Linked DNA regions of Mus musculus: region 2 is linked to region 1. The links are chromatin loops, found by intact Hi-C in ENCODE. Cell type or tissue: heart. All regions are shown on one strand. Each heading gives the region's core, and the rest is flanking DNA. Links, peaks and the distances in the headings are about the cores only. Region 1 holds the start of Puf60 (poly-U binding splicing factor 60). Region 2 overlaps Parp10 (poly (ADP-ribose) polymerase family, member 10).

Region 1 (4,372 bases), core at 373-4,372:
TCACAGCCAGAAACTCACTACATAGACCAGGCTTGCTTCACTTTCACATGATGCTGGAATTAAAGGCATGTGCCACCGTGCCCCCACAAGCGCGCTTTTAGTCCTGTTTACTGGTTTTTCCATGGTGCCCCCACATGGCAGTCTGTAGGGCTAATCACCTGCCCACTCTCTGCCCCAGCATCACCCCACTTTGATGGGCATCGGTGATGAGTATTACAGTTCCATCAGCGTAGGTTTTAGCAGAGGACAACGTGTCCTACACTATATTTTCCGTATTGCACAATTTTTTGTTTTCTCTGAAGTTAATAATTTTCCTTTTTAGTTCTTTTAAATGGGGTGTGTGTGTGTGTGTGTGTGTGTGTGTGTGTGTGTGTGGTGGTGGTTGTGGTGTGTGCCATAGCTTACAAGGAGGTCATACAGCAACCTGTACCTGTAGGAGTTAGTTTTTTTTTTTTTCTTCCCACCATTTGGGCTCAAGGGGTTGAACTCAGATTATCAGGCTTGGTGGCAAGTCCCCCTTAACTGCTGAGCCACTCCCCAGCTCTGCTCCTTACTTTCTGTTTGCCATTAATTCATCTGTGGGCTCCTCTCAATATTTAGGACCAAGCCCAACTGACTACCCTTCTCTTGCTGGATCTCCACTGAGTGAGCCTGCTGCCTCTTCCTGTGTTGTGGTTCAGTCCTCAGTGTGGGCTGCCCTGCACCAGGATCTGTCCGCATGCCTCTCTCTCCTCTCCGGGACCCATGCATTCCTCTTCACTTACCCCCACTTGAAGCTTCCCAGAGAAGAATGGATGAGAAATTATGGAATCTTTGCCTGTTTATCCTTATTCGAATCTTAGACGTGTGAAACTGTGAGAAGTTTGTTTAGCTGAAAGCATTCTCTCCTCAGGACTTAAGGGTGTCATGTTACATTCTTCTAGTTCCAGGAATTGCCATGCTTCGGAATTCTGACCTTTTGTGTAAGAGCTCTTCTGTTTCTCCTCATTCTTTCTTTGCCTAGTGTTTTGGAAATTATCAGTGACCTGCTACAGTAAAAAAAAAAAAAAAAGAAAAAGATGACATTTTCTTGAATTGTTCATTGATTTCTCTCCTGTCTCCTAGATAAATTATTGAGATGTTGAATTTGTATTTTCTATTGTTTTACATTTGTTTACCAGGTGGTTATGGGTAAGCACGGGCAGGAGCTAGCTGCTCTGAGAGGGCTCAAGGGCAGAGTGAAGACTTTTTTCTTTTCTTTTTTTAATTTAATTTTGTTTTGCTTTCAATCACAGTTTCCTCTTCCACCCCTCCCAGCTCCCCCTCCCCCATCACACCCACTCTCCTGTTTTCCTTTAGATAAGAGCAGGCCGCCCAGGGATCTCAGCCCAACACAGCATAACAAGATGTGACAAACCCTCATATCAGGGCTGGATGAGGCAACCCAGGAGGTGAAAAGGGGTCCCAAGAGCGGGCAAAAGAGTCAGAGACACCCCCATTCCCATGGTTAGGAGTCCCATAAAACACCAAGCTAACAACCATAATATTTATGCAGAGGAGCTAGCATAGGCCCTGTGAGGCCAGCTTAGCTGATTCTGTGGTTACAAATCTCCAATTTTAGGCTCCGTTTGGCTGTGGGTCTCCGCATCTGTTCCATCAGCTGCTGGCAGGGGTACATAGAATCACACTGGAGGCAGAGACAGGTGGATCTGAAAGTTTAAGGCCAACCTGATCTTTTTTTTTTTTTTTTTTTTTTTTTTTTTCTGAGACAGGATCTCCCTATATAGTCATGACTATCTTGGAATTTGCTTGGAACTCAGTGGAAAGGTAGACCAGCAGGGCCTCCAACTCACAGAGATCCACCTTGCCCATGCTTGGAACAGGCACTCAGAAGCAGTGCTTGTTAAAAACCATTGACTCTTCACTTTTGACTCACAAGATACCTAAAGCAGCCAAATACTGTCATCATGCAGTCTGATCTCTGGCTAGTTCTAGAGAAGACAGATTCAACATTTCAGAGTTTTTATCAGCTTACCAAAGATTTTTCTGAAAAGCAAGGTCCATCACTATCAGAGGGTGGTGCCTGGGGTTCCCCCTGGTGGTGGTGGTGAGACCCAGCCCACTCAACATCCTGTGTGTGTGTGTGTGTGTGTGTGTGTGTGTGTGTGTGTATTTTCAGAGTCTCTAGTGGGCCCATCTAATTCTAATTCTTGAAGAATATTGGCCAATGTGATTATCGCTTGTTTTCTTGAAACTTTCAACTTTATGGGTTTTCTGTTTTGTGTTTTGAGACAGGATCTCTCTATGTAGTCTTGGCAGTTGCTTGGAACTACTTGGAAAGGTAGACCAGGTTGGCTTCCAATTCACAGAGCTTCTCCTTGCCCCTGCCTCTGGAGTGCTGGGATCACAGGTATATGCCACCACACATAGCTCAACTTTATTTTTCAACTTATCGAATCGCTCATTTGCAGATTTTGTTTTGTTTTTTTTTGGGGGGGGGGTGTTTTTCCAGACAAGAGTTTCTCTGTGTAGCCCTGGCTGTCCTGAACTATGTAGACCAGGCTGGCCTCGAACTCAGAAATCTGCCTCTGCCTCCCAAGTGCTGGGATTAAAGGAGTGCACCACCAACACCTGGCCGTTTTAATTTTTCTCTTTTTTAAATGGGGAAATCTAAGTTCATGATCTTTATTTTCTTGTTTGGGGGATGCAACATCTTTAGGTATCTTCCATTTCCTTTGTTGTCTTGGTTTCTTTTCATGCTCTTCTGCTTGGTGATTCTGGCTGGCCACTTTTGCTTAAGAGTGAGATGCTAAGCTGGGTCTCAGCGCTTCGTTCCCAGGAGGAGCTAATCTCCAGGCACTGTTGGCAGAGCCAGAACGACTAGTAACCTGTATTAGGGATAGAAGTCTGGAGGCACCTACTTTTTTTTTTTTTTTTTTTAAACTATCTGCACATTTTCGGAGAATTCAAGACACAAGCATCACACACCAGCCTGCTAAGGCCCTCCCCTGGCTCCCCAGCATTCCACTTCTCTGCCCACTTAGGTTTGCTTTCAGTAGAGCTTTTTCCTGTTTAAAGGGGGTACCGAGGGGGAGGAAAATATTCTGCCATGTTTTGCTAAAGATCTCTATATTAAAGTCTGAAAACCCGAGGGGTGGAAAACGAGAATGGCTATCCGGTGGAGTTTGAAGGTGCCTGAGCTTACAGATGTGGTTGGTGCCTTGCAGGCAGCCTTACGGCCACAAAGCCCAGATGAACTACATATTTACACATAGCTCAGGACTTGGGGACTAACGTACACATTTATGCCCACAGGACAATAACCACAGGACAGGCTGGGGAGCCATCTTTTGGGGGCCATCTTCGTGTCAACGGCTATTTTCTCACTAGGAAAGAGACCATATTTCAAAATGAATGAGGATTCCTGACTTTAGATGGACAATGCAAAGGACGATGCATCAGTCTTTTTGTCTTCTGTCTCCGCAGTCTACGAGCTTTCAGCGAGTGGACTCAACTAAAATAGGGTGGTAGGAAAAGAGGCAGACGGAACTGACTCAAAAATGTCGACCCCCCCCCCCCCCGACCAGGGGAGGGCTCTCCGGGTCGCCACTCCAAAACCCCGGCCCGCCCCGTCCTCCTCCGGTACATTAACGGCCTGCTCCGCCCCGGAAATGCGTTTCGGTCTCCGCTCTCGTAGCTATGCCGTACGTCGCGAGATTTCCGCGTCCGACGCCCAGATCGCGCGAGACTGCGGAGGGAGCTGATGCTTGTGGCGCGCGCGGCGGCCGCGACGGACGCAAGATGGCGACGGCGACTATAGCTCTCGTAAGTGAGTCCCTCGCGGCCAGGGGGCGGCCCTCAGCTCGGAGGAGTGAGTCGTCGGCTGGGACAGGGTGCGGAGGGGACCCTGGGTGCGCAGCGGCCCGACCCGGACCTCGTACGGACTTTACCGTGGTCCCCGGCACGCGGGGCGGAGGCGGAGCGGGAGCGCGCGGCTGCGGCCACGGCTGGGGCTCGACTGCAGCTTCCGGCTCGAGGACTCCAGTTTCCGGCAGCTGGGCGGGGTGGGCCGGCCGCGGAGCTGCCCTGCTGGATCCCCGCGGGGCGGTCCTGTCTGCCGAGACTGGGCGACAACTGTCTAGGCGTCCGGTGGCATTAGGGTGTCCTGGTGCCTGCTCCAGACCCGCGCGGCTACGCCCCGTGTTGGGGACGCGGAAGGGGCGGACCCGTTAGCATTTGCTCTGCGCCATGGTGCAGAGACGAGGGTTTCCCGTTCCGTTAACACGCAGGAGGGGAAGAGCATCTCTCCCAACCCCCATTCCCCTCCACACCTTTCAAACAGCCATTCTGTCACTGCCTCTGTGGGGAACCCGACAGCCGGTGCCTGCCTCGG
Region 2 (4,383 bases), core at 94-4,093, 150 kb before region 1:
TGCCTTCAGCAGCCCAGAATCTTTGTCATCTTTCACGATACCCAAGCTTTACCGACTCATCTAATCACCTGCAAGAACATACTCCCGGGTACCCCCTGATAACTCTCTTGGTCTCTTGGATCTCTTTCCTGGACATTTGACCTAAGAGGCCAGCTTCTGGTTCCCTGCTCTACAAAGTCCTTAAGTGTCAGAGCTGCCCACGGGAGCACTCCTGTCTTTGGCTGGATAGACAGGATGACTGTGGACTGGGGAGGGCCAGACCTAATGGTTCCTTGGCCTGCTCGACCGCCAGGGGTCAGCAGAACACGGCAGGAGGGAGCACCGCCAGACACACCCGTCTTGGTTGGACCGCGCCCTAGAGGGGTTCTCTGTCTTTGAATAAACCTGTACTTGAAACCAGTTAGAAGGACCGGCTGGAACTCAGAATCCGACCTGTTTGGGGAGTGGGGGCCACCCACGTGGCTAGGGACGGGTCAGCTGTTCACGGAGGGTGGGGGCGGCGGTGGGCAGTGGATCCAGGCGTCTGGACGCGGTGCACTCCTACGACCTCACGATCGCCAGCAGCATCTCTTGTCTCCTCACTCACCGCCCACCAAGGTGTGCGCACTCGGTGAGTGCCGCCTGATCTAGTCATATCTTCGGCTCCGGTTCTGCAACCTCCGGGTCCAGTACTCTTGGCACGTAGCCCGGTCACGCGTGAATCCTTTGCTCGTTTTCGGAGGCGCCCGGGCAGCGCAGCTCTTGGTGGGACCGGGGCGGGGCTCTGGATTAGCCCCGCCTGCGCTGCCTCCGCGGTTCTCCTGGGCCCCAGGAGTCTGGCTGCAGCGGCTGAGAGGAGGCAAGCGGAACCACCAGGAGCGTAGAACTGGGAGGGTATGGAGAGGCTCCAGATGAGTTGGGAGTTTTGGGGGGAAGGCGGGTAGGGGTGGATGGCCTCAGACCACCCGGAATTAGGTGCTGCTTCACAGCCCCTCTTGCTCTATGCAGAGATCAACACCTCCCTGGGATCAGGAAATTGCGGAACTGGACGGGAGGTGCTTGAGTGTGGGCAGAAAACGCCGCGATGAAGGCAGGCTCGGTTGGGGGCTGGAACAGAGACAGCCACTGAAGGGCCCCGCGGTGGAGTGGGGTCGAGAGAGGCACCAGCTTGAGGACCGTTGACTCTTTTTCAGCCCTTGGCCCGAGGGCGAGGCACAGAGCCCACATTGTGCCCCCACTCTATGCCACCCCCGCTGAGACAGAGCCCCATTCACCTCTTCGCACGCCAGTGCTCTTGGAGCAGGGAGCTGGGGCGTGTGCACGCGTGGGGATGCGTGCGCTTTGGCTGCACGCAGTAAGCTGGTGGGTTGCTAGAGCGGCTGCCGGGCTCCCCCGGGCCTTGCCGCATCCGAGTTCCCGCAACCCACGCCGCTGCGGCTCCAGCTATTTATAGGCCTTTGCTGCAGAGATCGCAGAGACAGAGGTGGGACTGTGTAGGTTAGAGGTGGGGTAAGAGTGATGGGGCGTCCTAAAGACTGAGCCTGGAGGTAGATGCAGTGACCGCGGACTGGGGTTGAGGGTCTTGAAGAATGGGACAGTAGGGACATAAGCCGTGTTTGTTGATGGCCTCATTACCAGCCTATTGGAGGATCAGAGGAGAGGGAGTCCAAGACTGAAATGCAGGGAATGGAAGCTCTAGTCCTAGTGACAGGGTCCTATCAATGTGTGCTTGAAGGTAGTGCCCTCTTCTCCTCCAGTTTGACAGGTGGAGGGTGGAGTCAGTGTCCTGTGCTGGGGATGGGGGCGGGGATAGTTAGCGTTTGGGTAACTAAGAGACAGGAACGATGGTCAAGTGTGTTTGCTGGAGGAGGCGAGGATAGATAGGAATGGGAGTAAAGTCTGGGATGAGCATCAGAGGGTCAGTGTATGAGCAAGATAGGAGTTCAGTATCAATGTTCAGGTTAAGGAGGTGGTGGTGGGTCAATGCACAGTATCAACTTTCCCCACAGGTGAGAGTGTGACTCCTTCTTACTTTCCCTCCAGGAGGCCATGTCAGGGGAGGATTCTGAGGTCCGGCCAGTGGCAGTGGCTGAAGGTAGTTCCAATGGAAGCAGTGGCTCACCCAGCCCCGGGGACACACTGCCCTGGAACCTTGGGAAAACACAGAGAAGTCGGCGAAGTGGAGGTGGTTCTGTGGGCAATGGGAGCGTCTTGGACCCTGCAGAGCGGGCCGTCATCCGCATTGCAGGTAATGGGAAAGGGTCTGGCCAGCTTGCCTTATCAGCACAGGTGTTAAACACCTTCTATGTACTGTGTGTTCCTGTGTTTGACTGGGTAAGACATCAGGGGCCATCGTTCAGCTATGAGGGAGGGCTCTTTCTGAACTGGTGAGGTCAGGTAGCACAGCTCCACCTGCTGGCTCGTCCTTGGTAGCTGCAGGAGGTTGGAGGACTTTTAAAGAGCTGACGTCTGGCTTCTTGTTGCAACAGCTCAGCAGTGGTCTCCTGGAAACGGGTCCATGTGCCCATCTCCAGTTGGAATCATTTCTTGGTCTCTTGAGGTCAAACCGCTTCTCCAGTCTTGTGTGCCATCTCAGGGTGGGAGCACATTGCCACCTGGAGAGGAGAAGATGTTTAATCTGTGAGAGCCCTAGAACCTCCGTGTGAGCCAGAGTCCAGCTGTTCCTTTCAGGAGCTGCCAGTCCCTAAGGATGGGAAAGACAAGGCGAAAGGCACCATGGGAGACAGCAGGCAGTTGGAGGGTAGCTATCTGGAGGGCAGCCTGTTCCTTTGAGAAGTGGGTCACCGTAAGGCTGGAGGCCATTGGGTGGGATGCCCTGGGAAAGGAACACTGACGCTGTCCTCTAGGAGATGATGAGGCATTTGAAATGCAGGAGGTGGTAAGGGTAGATTGGAGAGTTGAAAGGCCAGGTGCTGAGTGAGCATGGAGATGGTACAGTCTCCAGGAACTTTGCTGGTGGAAGCATAGCAGTAGCTTGTGGAAATGGAAGGGGACAGAAAAAAGACATATCCCCCCCCCAGACTATTCCTGATCTGAGAGCATGTGCAGGACACACACACACAATTGATGATTTATAAAATGGGTTATTTTCCCACGTGGACTTTTGAATACCCTTCACTACCTCAGACCTTTAAAGACAGGGGTGAGGGTAGAGACAGGGTACCCCAGAAGCCCTTTTTACTGGTTGGGTGGTTTTGTGTTTACTGCCCTTTATGCTGTAGCCAGCCCCACATGTTGTCTTTGTGCTGTCTGGTAATTTTCTAAGGACTGGTTTCTAGACGCAGAGCTCCTGGTTCATATGGTGTTTAAGGTTTCCAGGAACGGCGCAGAGCCAATCAGGAAAGGAAGGCGTGTCGATGCTGGGAGACTGACGGGTAGAAAGGAACTTTGTTGTTGTTGTTTAATTACGAAGATATTTTCTTTTGTCAATTGTGTACTCTGTCTTTTTTTTAATGTGCGACTTTCCCCCGTGTTTCAAGCGCCTCTTATATTTCGGCGATGCCAAAACTGTATCTCCACTGTTAGGACGGAGGGAGGAAGTTCTAAGTAACGGCGAAAGGAGGGAGGGAGCCAGGCAGGAAGGGCCTCACTCCGGTGGCCAGGTGAAGTGGCCCGGGGCGAAGGAGGTGGAGAAGTCGCAGCCGGCCAAAGGAAACGGCCACCTTAGACCGAGTCCTGTCAGCCGCCTCTGGTTCCCGAGTCGGCAGGGAAGTGTTTGCAACTGGATGTGTGTGGGATCAAGGCTCAGCTTCCCGCGAAGGGGCGCGCCAGGCAGCGCGTCCAGCTACGGGGCAGGTCGCCTGCTGGCTGGCCCGGCCCCGCCCCGCCCGTGGGGCATCCTGGGTGCGGGGCGGGGCGGGGGAGGCCTCTTTAAGCCGTGCGCGCGGAGGCGGCGGGGGCAGAGCGGCCGCCAGGGCTGGCCTTGCGCGGCGGCCCGTTGCGTTCTTCTCCCGCCAGCATGGCCCATCTGCTGACGTCTGGCCCACCACCCGACGAACAGGATTTCATCCAGGCCTACGAGGAGGTGCGGGAGAAGTACAAAGGTACGGAGCCTCTGGCCCCTGTCTGCCCTGTCGGGAGCGCGGGCCCCTCCAGGTTAGCCAGCCTGACAGCCGGCCGTGTCCCCAGCTGCTGTCCCCGACCGTTGTCCCAACAGAGCTCAGTCATTCGCCTCAAGTCTCACCAACTTCGCTCGCCTCCCTGCAGCCTTCGGGGCCCGGGGAAGGGATGGATGCGCTCCACTGAGCCCCCGCGTCTATGACCTTAATAGGACATCTCCAGGCACGGGTGGCTGGGGTGGGCCCTGGTGGGGGCGGGTGTGTGTATGAAGCAAGGCTTTTCAGGGTCCGCAGTCTAGACCAGTGTCCGGTGTCTTTTTTCCCA

What was found. Hi-C counts contacts between places; a loop is a spot of excess contacts. Peaks named below come from ENCODE experiments on the same cell type or tissue, not always from the same donor. Only the 100,000 strongest peaks of a DNase experiment are listed, where the experiment ranks them.
Region 2: it touches region 1 in a loop (2.5-fold over the local background); 1 of 42 quality-filtered maps calls a loop at or near these places.

What each region holds. Positions count from the first base shown.
Region 1 is chr15:76,080,282-76,084,653 of GRCm38, reverse strand. It overlaps Puf60 (poly-U binding splicing factor 60), which reads left to right and starts at 3,708. Exons shown (of 12, transcript NM_028364.2): 1 at 3,708-3,804. The coding sequence starts at 3,781. It overlaps Gm48952 (a long non-coding RNA gene), which reads right to left and starts at 2,128. Exons shown (of 2, transcript XR_003951572.1): 1 at 2,015-2,128; 2 at 1-1,028. In heart, for the core only: a CTCF peak has its summit at 2,056 (motif pointing left); DNase peaks (open chromatin) are centred at 3,703 and 4,023; H3K4me3 peaks cover 1,964 bases; H3K27ac peaks cover 3,004 bases.
Region 2 is chr15:76,229,018-76,233,400 of GRCm38, reverse strand. Parp10 (poly (ADP-ribose) polymerase family, member 10) reads left to right here. Exons shown (of 11, transcript NM_001163575.1): 11 at 1-406. The coding sequence ends at 99. It also overlaps a transcript of Plec not described here. Among named protein-coding and RNA genes, the nearest start is that of Parp10, 12 kb to the left of the region's middle. In heart, for the core only: CTCF peaks have their summits at 281 (motif pointing right) and 2,395 (motif pointing left); DNase peaks (open chromatin) are centred at 410, 880, 2,260, 3,850 and 1 weaker place; H3K4me3 peaks cover 3,646 bases; H3K27ac peaks cover 1,966 bases; H3K27me3 peaks cover 2,131 bases.